Linked DNA regions of Mus musculus: region 1 is linked to region 2. The links are chromatin loops, found by intact Hi-C in ENCODE. Cell type or tissue: left cerebral cortex. All regions are shown on one strand. Links, peaks and the distances in the headings refer to the core of each region. The heading gives the core; the rest is flanking DNA. Region 1 holds the start of Zfp518b (zinc finger protein 518B). Region 2 overlaps Clnk (cytokine-dependent hematopoietic cell linker).

Region 1 (9,273 bases), core at 694-8,693, 70 kb before region 2:
TTTATATGTCAGCTACTCAATCAGGCTACCTTTCCCTGCCCTCTCTTATGGAAGCACAGTTACTCCATGCAACAGGTCTGCAGCCAATGTCCCCTCTACATGCCAATGAGGAAAGAACGTGGCTGGACACTGTATCGCACCCACGGCTGAATATGACTGGGAAGCAAAAATCAAACAGCTTTTTGTAGGCGTTATGGTCTAGGTCTCCTGCCTTTGCTGTGGCTCTGCCCACGCCCATTACACAGGGAGAGGGGGGGCAGAGATTTCGCTTCTGAACCCAAGAAAAACAAAGGATTCTGCTGGAAGCTTAACTCTTCAGCCCTTATTGGCTGGGTCCTTTGGCAAGTGATTTCGCTCTCTTCACTGCCAGTCTGTGTGCCTGCCGCTCACAAGCTCTATCTATGCATTCCTTCTGTTTATGACTTATCTCACCTGCCCCTCTATTTGAGCCTATAGTGGCTAGTGGCCTGTCGCTAACACTGGATGGGGAAGATGCCATTAGACTTACAAACAGCATATCATCTTCTGGACCTTTAAATAAAACTACCGCCTTGCCAAGTGCTTCAATGACTACAAATCAGAACTGAGCAGACGGGAAAGCAGGCCTGAACGGGTAGTGTCAATCATTTAGTGGGCTCTTCATGCCCAACCACTTTGCACTCAGAAATGATTAAGGACGACTGTCACCTCGAGGGCAAGAGGCATGCCCATATGCCACTGATAAAATGCACCGCCCCCAGGGTCTCACTGTCTTCTGAAGGCAGGTGTATTGCAGGGGCAACAGAACAGAGACTGTCTGCTCTCTCGGGGACTACAATTTAAGAGTGCGGAGCACAGGACCTTGGGAAACCATAGACAAGGAAGGCCTTTGGCTTGCTAGCTATCTAGCTATGTGATTTTAGACTTTTAACCTAACTTAGCCTGAGTTTCTGCAGCAGTAAAAAAGGATCATGTGAGGATAAATGAAAAGAAAATCTAAATGCAAGTAGCTAGTAACAGACAGCCCAGGAAATGACAACATTTTGGTAAGACGTCTTTAAGTGTCAGGTCCAGTACAGCTCCGCCGAGAAGCACACGCTGCGCACACTGAAAGGGCCACACACAGAGGACTTGCTCAGATGCTACGAGTGCCCACAGTTGACAGCGGAAGTGGCTGTGAACTCTACTCCAGGACACAAAGGGATTTTATGGGCCACTTCTCCCAATAGTTTATGAGAAAAGAGAGAGTAAGATTAAGGCTCGCTGGCATCCTTCAAGTTCAAGGCTTGTGATTTAAGTGTGAAAAATAAGGTCACTAATGAGCAAATATGCTTATGAGCCTTAGAAAGGACACACGAGTGTATGTGCGCACACATGTGCCCATGGGCGCACATAGACACAAATACAACCAAGGGGTATTACAAACAGTAGGTACAAACTTCAGATCGGAAACATTCAAAGGGCTCCAAGGTCTCTGAAGATATTTAGTATGAACACCGTTTTCCCTCATTCCCTTTTTGGCCTTAAAGAAAATCCCCAAAATTTGTAGAATAGTTTAATAAAAGAGAAGCTATCTTTCCTTCTACAACGGGGAATATTGGCCTTGACTATATTAAGAGAAATATGGTCTGGATAAGCCCATGATGTTTAAAGGAAGTTACCTAGGGGCTTTGAAAAGGCTGCTGCTTGGGTCCCATTTCTCATAGACTGGAGTCTAACTGAGGTGGTGGCAGGGCAGAATCCATACATAAGTCTACAAGGCTTCGAAAAGGATTCTTGCATGCGACTCGGGTTGGGAACCATCTGAATTTTAGGAAAGCGGGGGGATGGCAAGAAAAACTGCCACTCTGTAGACCTCACACCGAAGGTGCGGGCAGGCCACTGCCTTTAGAGTAGTGAGGTGTCTAAACTCGTAAGAGTCAAGGCCTTGCCACTGACCTGTAGCACAACCTTGGGAATACCAAGGTCTTTGAGAGGTAGACTCTCAGCAATCAGAATGTCCCTGCTCTCCCGCCACAGGGTCTGGGCACGGCTAAGTGCAAACAGCACAGACGAGAACTGTGCTAGGCCACCCCTGGATGGGTTGCTGTCCCTAAGGAGTCTAAGTGGAGCCAGAAGTAAATGGGCAAGTTCAATGTGGATCCTGTTATCAGGAAGCCGACTGAGAGCTCTCAATTGCTGGCTGATTGCCTATGCTGCAGTACCTTGCTTGGCCTTAGTCATGAAGGCTGCCCGTAGGAGCAGGTTCATATGGTCCTAGACAAGCTTTGAAACAAAACTTCAATTACCTGCTTCTTTTAAAACGAAGGGCCAGGAGATGGTATGTGGCTTTTTCTAGGTCACACTGAGGTGGAAAGTGGTGGCAGGCAGCATCCAGCTAACACTCCCGTCTTGTGAGCAGAGGTTACAGCCAGGATTCCTGGCCTCTTGGGCACTGCTTTTCCAGGCCCAGAAGTCAAGAGTGTGGCAAGTCTCTATGGCTCTTCCTTTTCTTTCAGGCCTTGTTAGCCACCGAGGACAAGTCTCAGGACTTCAGGCCCGTGGTGTAGACATCTATGCTTGGAAGCCAGGGCTGCGCCAACGGGCCTGCAACAGAGTCAGACACTTGGGTGTAAGTCTGGGATCTGCAAGATGTGGTCTCTTGGATATATTTATTGAAGAAAGGGCAAAACAAATCAACCTTCTAAACGCTTCTCAACGGCAGCCAGTCTAAGCTTAAAAAGGAGGGCTTCCTGGGAACCTAAACGAAATGGAGGGCTTCCTTGCTGGAGTGGGGCTCACGGCTGATTCAGAAGCCTTCCCAGGCTACCCTGTGTTACCCGCTCCTACCCATGACCCTACCCATGAAGGGACAGTAGTCTGGATTAGATAGTCTCCAGCCACTTTTCTGCAGGTGGCTGCGTTTGCAGGGTAGCAACAGCATGCAGTGGAGATCAAAGGCACTTTAGGAACAATCAAGGCAGGGAGAATCCTCACTGGGAAGGACCCCCACTTACCACAGTGTCAGCAGACTTGGTCATGAAAGGCCGGCCATTGCATTGACTCAGAGGATCCAGGAGTGCCTAAGGAAAATGGCAGCCCTGGCAGTGACAATTATGAACCTGCCCTTTGTTCTGCCTCTTGCACACACACACTGTCCCAGACCCTCTTACTTAATGGCAGATAGACAAGAAAGAAAATATAGCTTTCTTTAAGTGGGCTGAAAATTAATGACTGCCATCCAGAGGAAGCCAGGAGAGAAGGCAAAGCCCCCCTTTAGTCTTCAACAGCCACCAGCATAACAGGGCCGGATACATCAGATGCCCCTGCCAGGGCTAACATAACAGATTCAAGAGAAAAACATATTTTAAATAAATGCACGCCTTCGATAAGGATAATGCCTGCAATTTAAAAGGCTGAATATGGCACTCCAAGCATATTAATATTTCTGGGCTTCCAGAATCCTTGGGAAGGGCATACTCTCCGGTATAGTCCTGGACTGGGCTTAACTTTGTATGTGTGACTTAGCGGGACTGAGACACCTTCCCAAGCTAGCTGGCTACTCTTCTGTAGCAAGTGTTGCAAGCTCAGGGTGCTCGGGGAATTGTCTTCGAAGGTGATTTCAACTCTAAACTTAAGGTGTAATGTTTTAAGAGCTCAAACACAACATTGAGTTTGGGTTGGTAGGCTATTTTTCAATAGGACAACGTGCTTGATGGTTCACTTTTAAAAATTGATAAATATTGTTGGTATTCTATATTTTTTAATAGCAGAAGTAATTTAATGGGGGTAGATCAAATACCCAACAAACAAGAGGAGTTTGGTATTTCCGATCTTTTGGTTTTCCCTTTTCGGGTCATAAACTTTGCATTGGTTCTTTCTCCTTTTCTGCACCCTTTCCTTAGCCTTAATCTGCACCCAATCTCTTAACTCCAGGCAACAGGATCAAACTGAAAGGCTGCGATGGAGCTGTCGTGCAAAAGGTGACATCAAGACTCATCCCACCCAGAATCAGGTCTTCTGTGGACAGGCCCACCCCGACACCCGCTCCAAAGACAATGCCAGCGTGGTCCTCAAGTTTATTGTTGGCGCGCTCGCAGGGATGCACGCTCTGCCCGGCGAGGCCAGGGCGCCTTGTGGCGCTGAGCGAGGTGCGAGTGCGAGAGTCGCACCGTCGCGTCCCCTCAGGGCCGGCCGGTCACAGATGGGGTGTCTTCCAAACGCTGAAAGCCAAAGCCGCGTCAAGCCAGTCTCAGAGGCCGAGAGGCTTTAAAAATGGCCTCCTGACGACACTTCCTGCTCGGGGCCGAGGCATCTTTTAAAAAGCCGGCTCAACCGCCCGGCGCGACAAGTCGCGGGGCTGAGCCGGCGCTGCACAAAGGCCGCAGGGTGGGCCGTGGGTCTCCGACCCGATCCGCCTAGCCCGGAGGCGCGCACGCGGAACCGTGGAGCCACGCCCGGCCGCGCCCGCCCAGGTCCCTACCGCCCCGCACCACCACTCACCCGGACGCCGCGGCACCGCACGGTCCCAGATCCCAGCGGACGGACAGGCGTCTAGACCGCCGGCTACCGCCCGCAGACCGCCGCCGCCGCGCCCGCTGTAGGTCCCTACCCGGGGGGGCGGAGTCGGGCCGGCGGCGCGCGTGCGCAATGCGGCGCGACTGCAGCGGAGAGGCGGGCGCCTGAGGTTGCCCCTTCACTGCCCCTGGGCTGTGGGCTCTGAGCTTGGGGGCGATCGCACCCACTGGGTGCAGTGTTTGCATCCCTCCGTCCTGCACACTCTGCAGCTTCCTCTGCAAAGAACTGAGTGCGTTTCTCTTTGGGTTCAATGGACTATCCATGGGCGCCTGGCCCTCCTTGGGTCCTGCGGAGGGTGGATTTGGTGCCTGCCCTCAAGGAGCTTGAAGTTCTACAGTTAAGTAAGTGAAGCGACAACAAATGGGCTCAAGTCTTCAGCCATCACAGCTTCAAGGGGCGCCCTAGTGAAGGAGATGGGCCTGCAGCCCTAGATTTGGATACAGCTAGCAGCTGGCTTAGGCATAGAAGCTTCGACGAAGTCATTTCTAAAGCTAAGGAAGATCATATTTGAAGGCTAAGGCCTCATCTCGTGCACGTTGTGACAGTCAGCAGGGAAAGGATTGATGGAGAGACAGTCAGAAGATGCTATGAGCTCATTTAGTGTGTGGGAGTTTGTGTCTATCTCCTAAGTTTCAATGTCTGCAGGTAAATGGTCCCTTTTCACATTAGGTTCATACCTACAGTCTACTGGATAAAAGACAGTCTTAAATAGTCCCACTCTGAGGGAAGAAGGGAATCATAAGGCTAGTGGGCTCACAATAAGTGAAGAAGGGAATCATAAGGCTAGTGGGCTCACAATAAGTGAAGAAGGGAATCATATGGCTAGTGGGCTCACAACAAGTGACTTTGATGCTGCTTCCCAAAAAACCAAAACTGTCCCTCAGCAAGGTTGCATGGGAGCAGCGTCACTGTGAAGTGCAGATCCTTCATGGGCAATAGGCAGACGATTCCTTCAAAGCTCTGCAAAAGAAGCCAAGACTGGACTCCAGTTCCTTCCTCTGGGTGGGTGGCAAAGATCAGCGCCTAGATGTCAGTTGGATGCTGGAAAGAGATGGCGGGCTTTGGCAAAATCCAACCTGGAGGAGTGGAGTTTGGGAAGAAGAGGTAGTCACAATGCCAGCTGCTGGGCAAGCTCCCAGCCCCTGAAAGAGCAGGTACCAGACATAGAAAGTCTGGGCAGAGATTCTTTGCCTTGCTCTATGAGACAATGCCTTTGACCACACCCTAAGCTATCTTCCTGTTTTAGGGTCTTATTGCTGTGAACAGACACAAGGCAACTCTTTTTTTTTTTCCCCTGAGACAGGGTTTCTCTGTATAGCCCTGGCTGTCCTTTGTAGACCAGGCTGGCCTCGAACTCAGAAATCCACCTGCCTCTGCCTCCCAAGAACTAGGATTAAAGGCGTGCGCCACCACCGCTCAGCACAGGGCAACTCTTATAAGAACAACATTTAATTGGGGCTGGTGTACAGGTTCAGAGGCTCGGTCCTTTATCATCAAGATGGGAACATGGCAGCATCCAGGCAGGCATGGTGCAGGAGGAGCTGAGAGTTCTACATCTTCATCTGAAGGCAGCTAGCAGAATACGGACATCCAGAGTGGGAGTCTAAAGCCCACACCCGTAGTGACACACCTACTCCAACAAGGCCACATGTCCAAATTGTGCCACTCCCTGGGCCAAGCATATTCAAAACATGACACCACCTATTCCTCTTTTCTCTTTCTCCTGCTAAATAAACTAAAGGACCCGCTCTCCAGAAACAAAAACAAATAGGTTCAAAGTTCAGAGACTCCCTCAAGAGTAGGCTAATGATAAGTAGAACATTGGGAATATGTCCTGATCATGCCTGAGAACTTCTAGTGACACAAAGAACTCACTCAGGAAAGTCGGTTATACATAGGAGAACCAGAAGTCTCAGTGCTAGAGAGCTTTTAGCTCCAAGTGTTGTGTCTCCTTTCCATCCCCACCCACACATCACAGTCCCACCTTCTTCAGTCACAGAATTGACAGAAGGATGCTTTTGGATCGTCTGGAAGCTTCTGTGGAGATAGAGCTACTATGGGCCTGCTTCCTAGCCTACTGGAACCCTGGCTTCTCATGCAAGATTCAGGCAACAGTAGGACCTCCCCCAACAGGCAGCTGTCTGTGTTCAACAAGAGCATCTAGGCCAGTGGTTCTCAACCTGTGGGTAACGGCTCCTTTGGGGGTCCCATATCAGATATTTACATCACGATTTATAGCAGAAGTAGCAAAATTGCAGTTATAAAATAATTTTATAGTTGGGGGTCTCCACAACATGAGGAACGGTATTAAAGGGGCACAGCGTTAGGAAGGTTGAGCATCACTGGTCTAGACTGTCACAGTTCCTGGCTGTTGAGAAGAGACTGGTAATTCTCACAGTTCTCAGAATCCCCAGTGTGGTGAGGTAAAGTGGTTTGCAGAGAAGGGATATTTGCAGCCTGGGAAAGGGCCAGGCAGGGATATAGACTAGGATTCATGAAACCACGAAGGTTGAAGTGTTGCTCCTCCAGGGTCTTTTGATGGCAAGCAGGAAAGAATTCATCAGACATTCTAAACTGCACCCTTCGGATGCTGCCATTCTCAGCCTCTTCCCCCACCCTCTAGAATATTTCGCCCAAGGACTTTTTTGTTCCAGATCTCTTTGAGGTGGACTGAATTATGCTCCACAGAAAGATGTTGAAGCCCTCTGTCATGGTCCCTGTGAATGTGGCCTTATTAGGAAATAGTCTTTGTGCAGGAAACCACATTAGAAGGAGGTCGTTAGGGTGGGCCTTTGACCAATATGGCAGGTGTCCTTGGCAGAAGACAAGAGAAATGAGATGGCAGGAAAGGTATCCAGACACAGAAGACAGCATTGAAAACAGGCAGAGACCGGTCACATAGTTAGTCAAACCAGCAGTGGTGATCAGAAGCTGCAAAAGCCAAAAGGACCCACTTTTCTTTAAAGCTTTGGAGAAAGCATGGCTCTGCAGACAGCTTGACCCGGTCAGACTCCCTTTGCTTTAGACAAGGTCTCTATGTAGCCCTAGCTAGCCTGGAATTCAATGTGTAGACCAGGCTGGCCTCTGCCTCAGAGGAACCCCATTGTGCCTCTGCCTCTCAAGTGCTGGGATTAGAGGTAAATGCCACCACACCCTCCTGCTACTAACCTCCAGCAAGGCTAATCAGATTTCTGTCACTCAGCATTCAGAAACTACAAGCCTTCCTGTTGTAAACTGCTCCAGCTGTAGGAGAGCTGTGAATGAGCCAGTCTTTGGATATTAAGAGGTGAGAACTGCAGCCAGAGGAGGTTGGCTGACATTTCCTTTGGGCAGGGTTGTGGCTGCACAAACCTGTAAGGTAATGGTCTTTGCCAAGGGCAAACGAAACTGGGTAGTCGGATTGGAAAGAGTGCAATGCAGGACGGGTGTCCCTGGGGCTGTGAACGGCTCCTGAACAAGGATTTCTGGTGGTCTGCAGATGAAAAAGAGACCTTAGCAGCAGTGGGAGGAGCATGCACAAAGGCTCTGAGAAGGGGGACAGGAGTTATGGATGTTTGGGGAAGAGAAGGAAGAATGGTATGGAGTTAGCTCTTGCAGGCCCTTGAAGGCTATGCCTTCAGGAGTTCTTTGAACTATGCCAAGAATACATGGTTGAAGGACATTTATGAGCCTTTGCACCCAGTCAGCCTTGCCCTATCTCTGTATTTCTTTACTACACACCACCCTAGCCAGTTTCTCTAGTGGCCTCTAACACCCCTGAATCCTACATGATTTACTCCCCAGTGTCCCTTAGAAAGAGCCAGTCCCTCGCACGCTGACCAGAATATTCACACTAGCGCTCACACGTAGACGCCAGAAATCTCCGCCATTAATCTCAGATGCTTTAAAACTGCATAAATCAAAGACCCATGGGAACAGTTTGCTCCACCTTTTTTTTTTTTTTTTAAATTGACACAATTTCTAGTAGCTTCTCTCGGCAGTAGTTTTACTCACCCGTGAAAGAGATACAAAGGTCCTTTCGCTCAGGGTCCTTAAGTTGGCACACTACAGGCCTGGTGCTCAATGGTAGTGGCTTTTCTCGAAGTCGTGCGGTGGGCCATAGAAAGCGGTAGACTCTGTTCCCAGCTATGTGACCCTGGGCAAGTTAGCTAGGGTCTTTGAGACGTTGTTCCTAGGAGCATATTCCCTTGGGGATGTTCAGGCGTCCGGTGTCTAGATCACCTTACTGCTGCTTTTTCCCTTTGGGATATGGGGTTCCAGTCTGAGTGCATCCGAAGGCTCAACTCCTGGAGCTGTTGGAGCATGCAGTGACAGTCATAACAGGCATGCACGACCCGTAGACGATCGGGTGAGGCCCGGGCAGTACTGCAGACCGCCTGGGACGTCGTTGGGGAGCCTGCGCTCCTGGCTTCTAGCTGTAGAGTTAGTTCCATCAGCTACTTCCAGGGCTGCCCGACTGCCACCTGCTGCACAGATCCGAGCCCCAGACTCCTCTGTCTCTTCTCCCAAGTCCGTGCTGGCTTTAGTTTTTCCAAGGTCCTAGAGCTGAGCATGCTTCCCTTGGGGATAACCCAGGACTCTACTTGGAAGAGCTCCTGTGGCACTTTCCAGATCCAGGTTGGCATGCTATCCAAAGAGCATGCGATGAGTTCTCAGTGCCAGCTCCTGTTAGACTGGAGCTGCTGCCTCTGGGCTGTCAGCTCCTTGAAGATAAGGTCTGGTTTGTTCCGGAAGCCC
Region 2 (9,273 bases), core at 451-8,450:
CATGTTCTCCAGCCATCCATGTACTTATTCACAAAGTTCCTCATGCAGTTTGGTGGATGCTGATGTTTTGAAAGGAAATAAAAAAGACAGTCCTTGGCTCAAGATTCTCTCCACCCCCATGCAAGGGAAGAGTGGGGACTGAAGTGATGCTTTGTCTGTCCTGATCTCATGAGGCTGGGCAGCTAGGTGTACCTGCAAGATGCTCTGTCTGGGTTTTGGAAAAAAAAGAAGAGCATATCATGTTGGTATTTAGGGAGGAAGAGTCTGGGAAGAAAGAGCAGTCAGTGTAGAGACACTTCTACAGAAATGGGTACCTTCATGGTAATCAGAAGGTTCTAGGTTACTGTTAGGCATTTACTAACATTGTATAACACTATATGCCTGATGCATGTTTGGCCAGCTTGGTCTTGGGCTGGTGAAATGGCTCAGCAGGGAAAGGTACTTGCTGTCAAGGCTGAAGACCTGAGTTTTATCCCGAGGCTCCAACTAGTAGAAATAGAGGATCAACTCCCGTACGTTATCCTCTGGCCTCCCAAGCACACTGTGGTAGGTGCACACTACCCACCATAAATAAGCAAATGTAAAAAATGGAAGTTATTTGCGCCAAATGTGTGTACTAAGAAAGGAAGATGAATGGAGGGAGTTTTGCTGACCACGGAAGGACTGTCTGACGATGTGAATGGATGGAGGCTTGCTGGATCTTGTTCACAGAGCTTCCAAGGCCAAATGCCTGTGCTTCTCTGTTTCAGGAGCTGGTACAAATCATTTAAATTAACAGCAAAACAAAATGATTAAATTCATAAAAATCGATTTCATATGTATGAGTGCTTTGGTTGTGTGTTGTCAGTGTGTCACGTGTGTGCTGTGTCTGTGGAGGCCTCAGAGCCCCTGGGACTGAGCTACCATGTGGGTGCTGGGGATCAAACCTGGTTCCTCTGAAAGAGTAGCTAGTGCTCTTAATCTCTGAACCATTGCTCCAGTCCCACAAATGTGATTTTTAATGTCTTACCGAGGAGGTGGCAAAGGAGTCTGTGAAAGGAAACAGAACCAGGAGTTAAATTCACTATTTTTTGGGCAGGACCACTGATTAAAATTTTCCTCCTCCCCCTCCCCTCCCCTCCCCTCCCCTCCCCTCCCCTCCCCTCCCCTCCCCTCCCCTCCCCTCCCCTCCCCTCCCCTCCCCTCCCCTCCTCTGTTCTCCCCTCCCCTCCCCTCCCCTCCTCTGCCCTCCCTCCTCCTCCTCTCTTCTCCCCTCCCCTCCCCTTCCCTCCCCTCCCCTCCCCCTCCCCTCCCCTCCCTTCCCCTCCCCTCTCCTCCTCCTCCTCCTCCTCCTCCTCCTCCTCCTCCTCCTCCTCCTCCTCCTCCTCCTCCTCTTCTTCTTCTTCTTCTTCTTCTTCTTCTTCTTCTTCTTCTTCTTCTTCTTCTTCTTCTCCCTTCTTTCTTCCCCCAAATTCTCCCTTCTTTCTTCCCCCTTCTTCTTCCCCCTTCTTATCTTTCTTCCCCCTTCTTTCTCCTTTTCTTTCTTCCCCCTTCCTTCTTCCCACTTCCTTCTTCCCCTTTCCTTCTTCCCCCTTCCTTCTTCCCACTTCCCACTTCCTTCTTCCCCCTCTCCCCCCTCCCTTCTCCCTTCTCTCTTTTCTCTTCTCCCTCCTCCTCCTCTTCCTCCTCCTCTTCCTTCTTCTTCTTCTCCTCCTCCCCTCCTCCTCTTATTCTTTTGTTTAGGACCAGAGGACGGAGGACGAAGGAGCGAGGACTTATGCTTGCCAGGCAAGCACTCTACCACTGAGCTAAATCCCCAACCCCAGAATGTTTTGATTTACCAATGAAAAGGAAAAAATGATTGAAATCCCAGAACACGGTTTCCCAGTGACATTTAAGCTGCATCTTGCTGTGTCTGTATGTCTGCGCCTTTGAAGAGTAACAAGTACATTTTAATATTTTTCACTTACCTTGTTTATTTTTGTGTATTTGAATCCTAAAACATAAGACAGAGAAGACCATGAGCCCGGTGGAAAACTGGAAAATGTCATCAAATACTCTGGAAAGGACTCTGGACAGCTCAAGCGCGGTGGAGAGCTGGTCTCTGGCAGGTCTTGCCCTTCTCTCCTTTCCCTTTGTCTTGCTAAAACCCATTAGATTACATTCCTAAAGCTAGCCACCAGGGTGCTTTCCCTTCCCTGTTCACTTCCTCCTCCTGAGGCGGACTACCAAGGTCTAGCTATCAGAGCCCCCTCTGGCTCACCCAGTTAACATGCCCAATTAAAATTAAACACATCATAACAGTGTTTGCCATTTTACCTTTATAAACTGTTATTTTTCTATGTGCCACATTTGCCTCCTCTCTGTCCTCTGTCTCCCAGTGACAAATACCCCTCCTCCCTCTTGCTTGTTTCCTTCTGCTTCTTTCTTATCCTCTTTTTTTCTGTCTTTGTCTCTTATTCCCTGGCCTCTGTCCCTTTGGGCCAAATAAATGTCCTAAGTGCTGAGAACTTGGTCTTGGGGGTTGTGAGCCAATTCTTTTCCTTTCAATGCTTACATATGCTTCTATAGAAACCACTCCTATATTCAGTAAGATTGACGGCACTCTTAATGATACTTATTGGGATCTGATCAGTTGCCAGGCATGATGCTGAACCCTTTAGTGTAGGGATCTATTGCATTCCCACCCACCCTATCAGAATGAAGCATTTAAGATGCGGGGAAATTAAACATTCCACAAGCTAGAGAAACAGAAGCAGATCACTGTGAGTGGTGTGACTCTTAAGGACCCACGAACATCACCCTCTCACTATCCCTCATCCTTACTCTTGGAAACCACCTTGCACTTCCTGCTACTATGAGCTATGCAGTTTCACGTTTATCTATGTGACTGCGTGCAGCATTGCATCTGTCTGTGTCTTTGTCTCACCCAGTGTATTGTCTCCAGACCCATATATGTAGTCACAAATGGTAGGCTTCCCTCCCTTGTGGGACTGAGTAAAACTCCATTGTATAGATGTATACTGTCTTTTTACCCAGGCAGGACAGACAGATTGCTTCCATGGTTTGCTTTATGGATAATGCTGTAGGGAGATGGAGTGGACATGGCTCTTCAAGATCCTAACAATGCCTTGGATGGATACGACAGGTTGTATTCTTGGGTTGCAGGATCTGATTTTACGTTTTAGAGGAAATACTATACTGTATACTGAAACACTATGCCCAGATGACTATGCCAGCATGAGTTCTTGCCAACAGCAGGCACTGCCCTGCACCTTGTGATGTCACTTTAGATGGGGAGCTCATACTTAAAGCATCCTTCCTCATTCTAGGAAGCTTTCATAGTAAGCATGGTAGACCTTCCTGATGCCACGTGTGTCTATTCTGTGTCTCTATTAGAATTCTGGGCTTTCTCAGGCATTGTTTAGTATTCTTGCCACTCTCGTAAAATTTTAGTAGTAATTCTATGAACAACAGCAACAAACCACAGGTGTCCAGCGCGTGGCCTCGGGCTGCTTGTGGTACAGGGTAGCTTGCTATGTTGCAGTGTCATGCGACATAAATGTACGTCTGCACTCACAAGCCACGAGCCTCAGGTTGGACATGGATTTCCTGTGCAGTTCAAAACAATGAAATTTCTTTGCCGTGTGTTGCATAGAAAAACCAAAGGCCTGGGCACCCCTACACCCTGTCAGCTACAGCAAGCAGGTATGCCCGCAAGTACCCAGTGCTAGGGGCTGCTCCACACTGCTGGTTTATCCATCAACATCCCACAAGGCAAATGGTCTGGGTGACCTTAAGGGTAAGCACACTGAATCACACAGGTGAAGGAACTCATCGCATGGCTATCAGCTCTTGAGACAATTCAGCTAAAATCCTGCAAGGTTCTTTATTTTCCAGCAGGGGGGCCTTGTTTAATAAGCAGCAGCAGGCACAGAGCCTCCATGGGCTGCACCGGGTCCTCTGAGTATATATCATAGCTTTCAGTTTAGTATTTTCATGGGGGCTCCCGAGTGTGTGAACGGATGGGTCTCTGTTTCTTGTGTGTTCTCTTGAAGCTCTTTTCCTTCTGTTGGTTTGTTTTGTCCAACTTCAATGTGATCATTTTTGTTTTATCTTATATACTGCTTTGTTGTTTATTAAAACATTACTAATTTTTAAAAACTTTGAGGCACAACTTTTGGTGCACACTTAGGTTCTACTGTGCAATAGGAGGCCGGGGGGGGGGGGAATTTTGGTTACTTTTCCGATGAAGTCCACAGATGCTCTCTCCAGTGCTGGGAAGAGTTTCTTGTCACTCAGACCAGAGGACCTACAGGGTCTACCTTGAGGAATTTCCCCTCCTAGTGTGAGGAGGTGGCTGGCATGTCTGCCCTCTAGTGGCCAATGCTGTAATCGGCAGACTGGTCCTTCCATTTTCAAAGTTTGGTGCTCCCAGCTCCAGCCAGGGGTCTTGTTTCTGAGGAGTGATTGGGGAAGAAAGAGTACAGAGCATATCTGTGGAAGCTAACTGGGCCTGGGCCTGACTATTTTAGTGCCTAACCCTGAGGAATCTAATGGCATAGTGTTATGTGAGGTTGAAGCAGAGCTTCCTAGAGAGCGGGAGGCATTTGAGGTCTGTTTGAGAAGGGCGAATGTGAGAAGTGGCTTGCAGTACACTGTAAGACCTGGATATTAAATGGGCAAGGGTTCTGTAAGCTGGTGTTAAACACAACCATTGTTAAAAATAGATCATAGACTTGTGCACTCAAAACAAAGATCATGAACAGCCCACCATGGGAAATGCTATAGAATCAGTGGACTTATTGTTTGGTCATTTGCCTGGAATTAAGAAAGTTTTAGAGGAAGTGTTAACCAGGCGTTCTGCACTTGGAGTTGAGAATTGCTGGACTTGCATTGCTCATAGGAGTCACACTCTGAAGAGTGTGCCTAAGGAAATATGCACCAAGGACTGAATTTGATGCGAGTTTTCAGCTTAGCTTAGCTAAGAAATCCTTCACATCAATATACCCTGGGAGCTGTGACATATATGTCAATGCAAGAGCTTGGCAAAGTCAGTCAGAGCTGAGTGTGGTGGCTTATGCCTGTAGATCTAGAACTTGGGAAGTGGATGCCGGAGGATCTTAAGTTGGAGGCCAGCCTGGGTTCAGGGGCAGATGGACTGCATAGCAAGACCCTCAAAATACCAAAACAAACAAACAAGCACATTTGGCTCTATGAAATTGGGATAAGATAGTATTTTAACTCATACTGTTACTTTAAAGGTGTTTGTTATATATCTCTCCATCAGTAACACACAGAGTGACCTCATTTATATATGTGCTTGAATTCTCTTTTTCAGATACCAAAATGTTGAGGTTTCGCAAAGCTTGTGATTGAGTTTTGCTGTTACCATTAAGGAGTGAGCAACTTAAACAGAAATTACTTAGCCTCTCTGGGCTTCTTCTATCCTTATCTGTGATTTTTAAAAGATGAGAAAACAAGACTCATAGGAGCCAAAACCTGATCCTTTAATTGAAGACACTAAGTGAAGTGGCCATAGATGGAACTTGTGAAGCCATTCCAGTTGAAGGTGAACCTGTCACTTACTGAACAAACCTGGTGACTTAAATGTTAAAATGTAGATCAGCAAATTTAATTCCTTGGGGTTTCAGGATTAAATAAAATAATATTTAGTGTTCACCTAAGCTTTCATCCATTGTGTGCTGAGCACAGGCACAGCTCAAAAACTAGTATTACTCAAAGGTAATACTAGTTACCTCAAAGTATACACAGGCAAACACTCCCAGAAACAGAGCAACGGTGTCATGTTCTATAATTAAAGAAATGGACTTGGAAGAAAGTTAGATGAAACTTGGCCTTAATCACAAAATTTATCGTGTCTAAGACTTTTATGACACAATGTACCATTAGCATTTTGTGTCTTGTTGATTAACTATGGAGGAGTTCAGAGAAGAGACCTATAGTCCCAGTGGCTAGAAATGTCCATTTGGCAGGGCCTGCTGGAGAAGCATCTTCAAGTCCATCAAAACCTTCAGAGATTAATTGCAGCAATAAATTATCAAAGCCATCTTTTGGGAAGCAGTGGAAAGGGATCATGGTAGGGGAAACTGACAGGCTCTCACATCCTCTTTGATAACATCAGAAGGCGCTGCTTTTAGGAACAAGCATTTCATCAGCTTTCCAGTTGGGACCAGTGAGGAATGTGAGATGGAACAATTCTTCCAGCTCAAGCCTGGAGGGAGGTGCTTTCTGCTGCTTCGGGTGTGTCTGCATGCAGACGAGTAGACGGGCAGGGTAAAGTGATGGACAAATGTTAGGAAAGGGGTAGTGTGGGTTCACAAAGTGCTAGAGAACATGGACTTCTGCTCCCACAGCTGAGATGGGAGGGTCCAGTGACGGGACAGGATGCAGCTGAATTTGGAAGCACAGATGGAGATGGAGCTAGCAGTAACAAGAGCTTCTTGATTTGCCCCTTTGCTGGTCCCCACCTAACGAGACTGTAAGGCATAGGTTCCTCCCTGGGTGGTCACCAGATAGTGTGGTGATGCTGATCTAAACACTATTAACACAAGTTAAAGCATACAAGGAATCTCATAAATGTCCACCACATGTCCACAATGTGTCCAGCAAGGTGTCACACACGTGCTGTGGGAGATGATGTCATAAGCCAGGCTCTCTGTGGCCGAGGCCTCTGGCTCACTTTTAGTCAATTCATCCACAACAGCTTTACTTGCACGCTAAAATCCAAACTCGGTACACAGGAGATGGTTTTAGTCTTCAGGGGAACTCAGGAGAATGTGACAATGGGAACAGGGATCCAGGGATCCAGGGTGGTGTGGTGGTGGTGTACAGACCAGCACCCGAGGGTTAATATCATCCCAGTGATGTGGGTTTTCATTTGTTGTTTGTTCTGAAGTAGACAAATGTCCTATCAATGTGAGAAATTCAGGTTCAATTCCCAAGATACTTTTAGGTCTTCTAGTTGGAAGTAGCAAAGTCAAGGCCAACGGTGTCCAAATCCAGTATATAGTTAGTCATAATGTGGCTTCTAACCACCAAAAATTCTGTTTTCCTTTCTTGGGTTCATTGTCCCACATCTCAATTCCCCGTCCCTTATTCCTGAGACTCTTCTGGGAGATACAAGGCTTTTATCAGTGGGAATTAGTATGGTTTCCTTAGTTATTTTAACTCCTAGCAAAGAACTCAACACATCATGGACATGTGTGAAGTGGAACCCTCCTGGAACAGCATGGATCACTAGGACCTTGAATCAGATTCATTCCAAAGTGACCCCTGATCACTTCAGCATCTGAGTCCCCTAAAAGCAAGCTCATAGGATCCCCTGGAGGGCACTGTGTGGAATCTGGTTTGCTCCTCTCAAGCAGCTATGCTTGTATTTCTGATTTACTTGTTCACTCACCTAGCATAATTCTTTTTCTTGGATGGTTTATTGTATTTCTTTATAAAGTGATTCCTGAATAGAGTATGCAAGTCACTTCAAGAAAAATTGGTTTAGGGTTTAAGCTTGGTTTGCATCCCAGGAGCAGAGATGCACATTTGAGCTGCGTGTGTTCTCAGCTGCAGATCTCTCAGGAAGCTAAGCCTTGCTTAAAATTATGGCACTCCTTGGAAAAGAGGAGACGTCCTCTGGATCTGCAGTGATTGCTAGTGGTTCATCTCACACACTCTAACAACAACTTTTACCTCCAAATAAAATTTTTGCCCATTTCTAGGAATGAAAAGCAAAGCAAAGCAAAGCAAAGCAAAGCAAAGCAAAGCAAAGCAAAGCAAAGCAAAGCAAAGCAAAGCAAAGCAAAGCAAAGCAAAGCAAAGCAAAGCAAAGCAAAGCAAAGCAAACCCCTCAACCTTCAGGAAAGATAAGGTCTTGAAATTTGATGCTCTCCAGATAATAATTGCAAGAAAAAAAATGTCAGGATACATTTACATAAAACTGTAACAGCTCAACTTGATGAAAAATGTCACCATAAAATCCCCCTGTTTTTGAATCAACAGGTGTTGTTTCTTTTTCCTGTGACATTTTGTGAGCATATGTGTTTGCATCAAAAATACAGAATTTTATAATGAACACAATTCATACTGGCATTTCCTCTCCAGGTCCCTGATCCTAAAAGCAGGGCATCTGTAGTCACTTCCTCCTTTCTGTCTGTAGTATCTGAGTTCTCAGGGTGATGCTGGGAAGCCATCAGTTCTAGAAGTGTGGGGAAGGACTATAGTCAGGTAGCAACTGTCATGGAAGAACCTTTCCACAAACCTCCCCTGGCTTTAGTGAGCCTTGCTCTCCCTAAGTTACTGTCTCGAGTGATGGCCTTATGGGACACCCAGGGCTCACTTTCAAAAGCAGCTTTGTAGCTGTGTATCTCAGTCATTTTTCTATTGCAGTGATAAAATAGCATGGCTAAGACAACTTATAGAAGGAAGTGCTTATTTGGGCTTATGTTTCAAAGGGATAAAAGTCCAATATGGCAGGAAAGTGTCAGGCATGTTGTGGCTGGAGCTGCAAGCAGAGAGCTTACATCTTGTGTTGTGAGCACAAAATAGAGAAAGGGAAAGAGAGAGGGAGAGGGAGAGGAAAAGGGAGAGGGAGAGGGAGAGGGAGAGGGGGGAGAGGGGGAGAGGGAGGGAGAGAGGGGGAGAGAGGGGGAGAGAGGGGGAAGAGAGAGGGGGAAGAGGGAGAGAGGGAGAGGGGGAGAGGGGGAGAGGGGGAGAGGGGGAGAGTGAGAGTGAGAGGGAAATGCCTTGCTATGTTGTTATGGGAAACTATTGTTCCATAAAGGATCTTGACTCCATTTTTCTATAACTACTAAGAAAAGCCGGGCGTGGTGGCGCACGCCTTTAATCCCAGCACTTGTTGAGGCAGAGGCAGGTGAATTTCTGAGGTCAGCCTGGTTTACAGAGTGAGTTCCAGGACAGTCAGGGCTATACAGAGAAACCTTGTCTCGGTGGGGGGGGGGGGGGGGGGGGGAGAGAAAATAACGACTACTAAGAGGATCCTTAATTTCCTTAGGATATTTTCTTTCTCTGTCATAATGTTCAAAGTTTCATTTTCTGTTGCAGGATCTTGAGAACTGATGCAATGTTAAAGAAGTGAGCTGAGAGCTGTCCCCTGATTTCCATCATCTGGCCCATAGTACTGCCAACCTTCCTGAGGAGGCCTGCAGTGTTCCAGGACCTTCCAGATTAGAGCCTTCTCCCACAAGCCCCCTGCTTGCTGGGTCCACCTGGGGCAAGCCAGCAGAGGTGAGCTGAGGGCTGTCTCCTGACCCCCATCTT

What was found. Peaks named below come from ENCODE experiments on the same cell type or tissue, not always from the same donor. Only the 100,000 strongest peaks of a DNase experiment are listed, where the experiment ranks them.
Region 1: a loop joins it to region 2, with 2.1 times the contacts of the local background. A loop is called at or near these places in 3 of 42 quality-filtered maps.

What each region holds. Positions count from the first base shown.
Region 1 is chr5:38,680,218-38,689,490 of GRCm38, forward strand. It overlaps Zfp518b (zinc finger protein 518B), which reads right to left and starts at 4,609. Exons shown (of 3, transcript NM_001177902.1): 1 at 4,462-4,609; 2 at 2,268-2,565. In left cerebral cortex, for the core only: a CTCF peak has its summit at 2,142; DNase peaks (open chromatin) are centred at 4,449 and 6,535; H3K4me3 peaks cover 1,661 bases; H3K27ac peaks cover 1,045 bases.
Region 2 is chr5:38,750,818-38,760,090 of GRCm38, forward strand. Clnk (cytokine-dependent hematopoietic cell linker) reads right to left here. Exons shown (of 19, transcript NM_013748.3): 9 at 1,950-1,975; 10 at 1,010-1,029. Among named protein-coding and RNA genes, the nearest start is that of Gm22779, 56 kb to the left of the region's middle. In left cerebral cortex, for the core only: a CTCF peak has its summit at 4,361 (motif pointing left); a DNase peak (open chromatin) is centred at 4,373.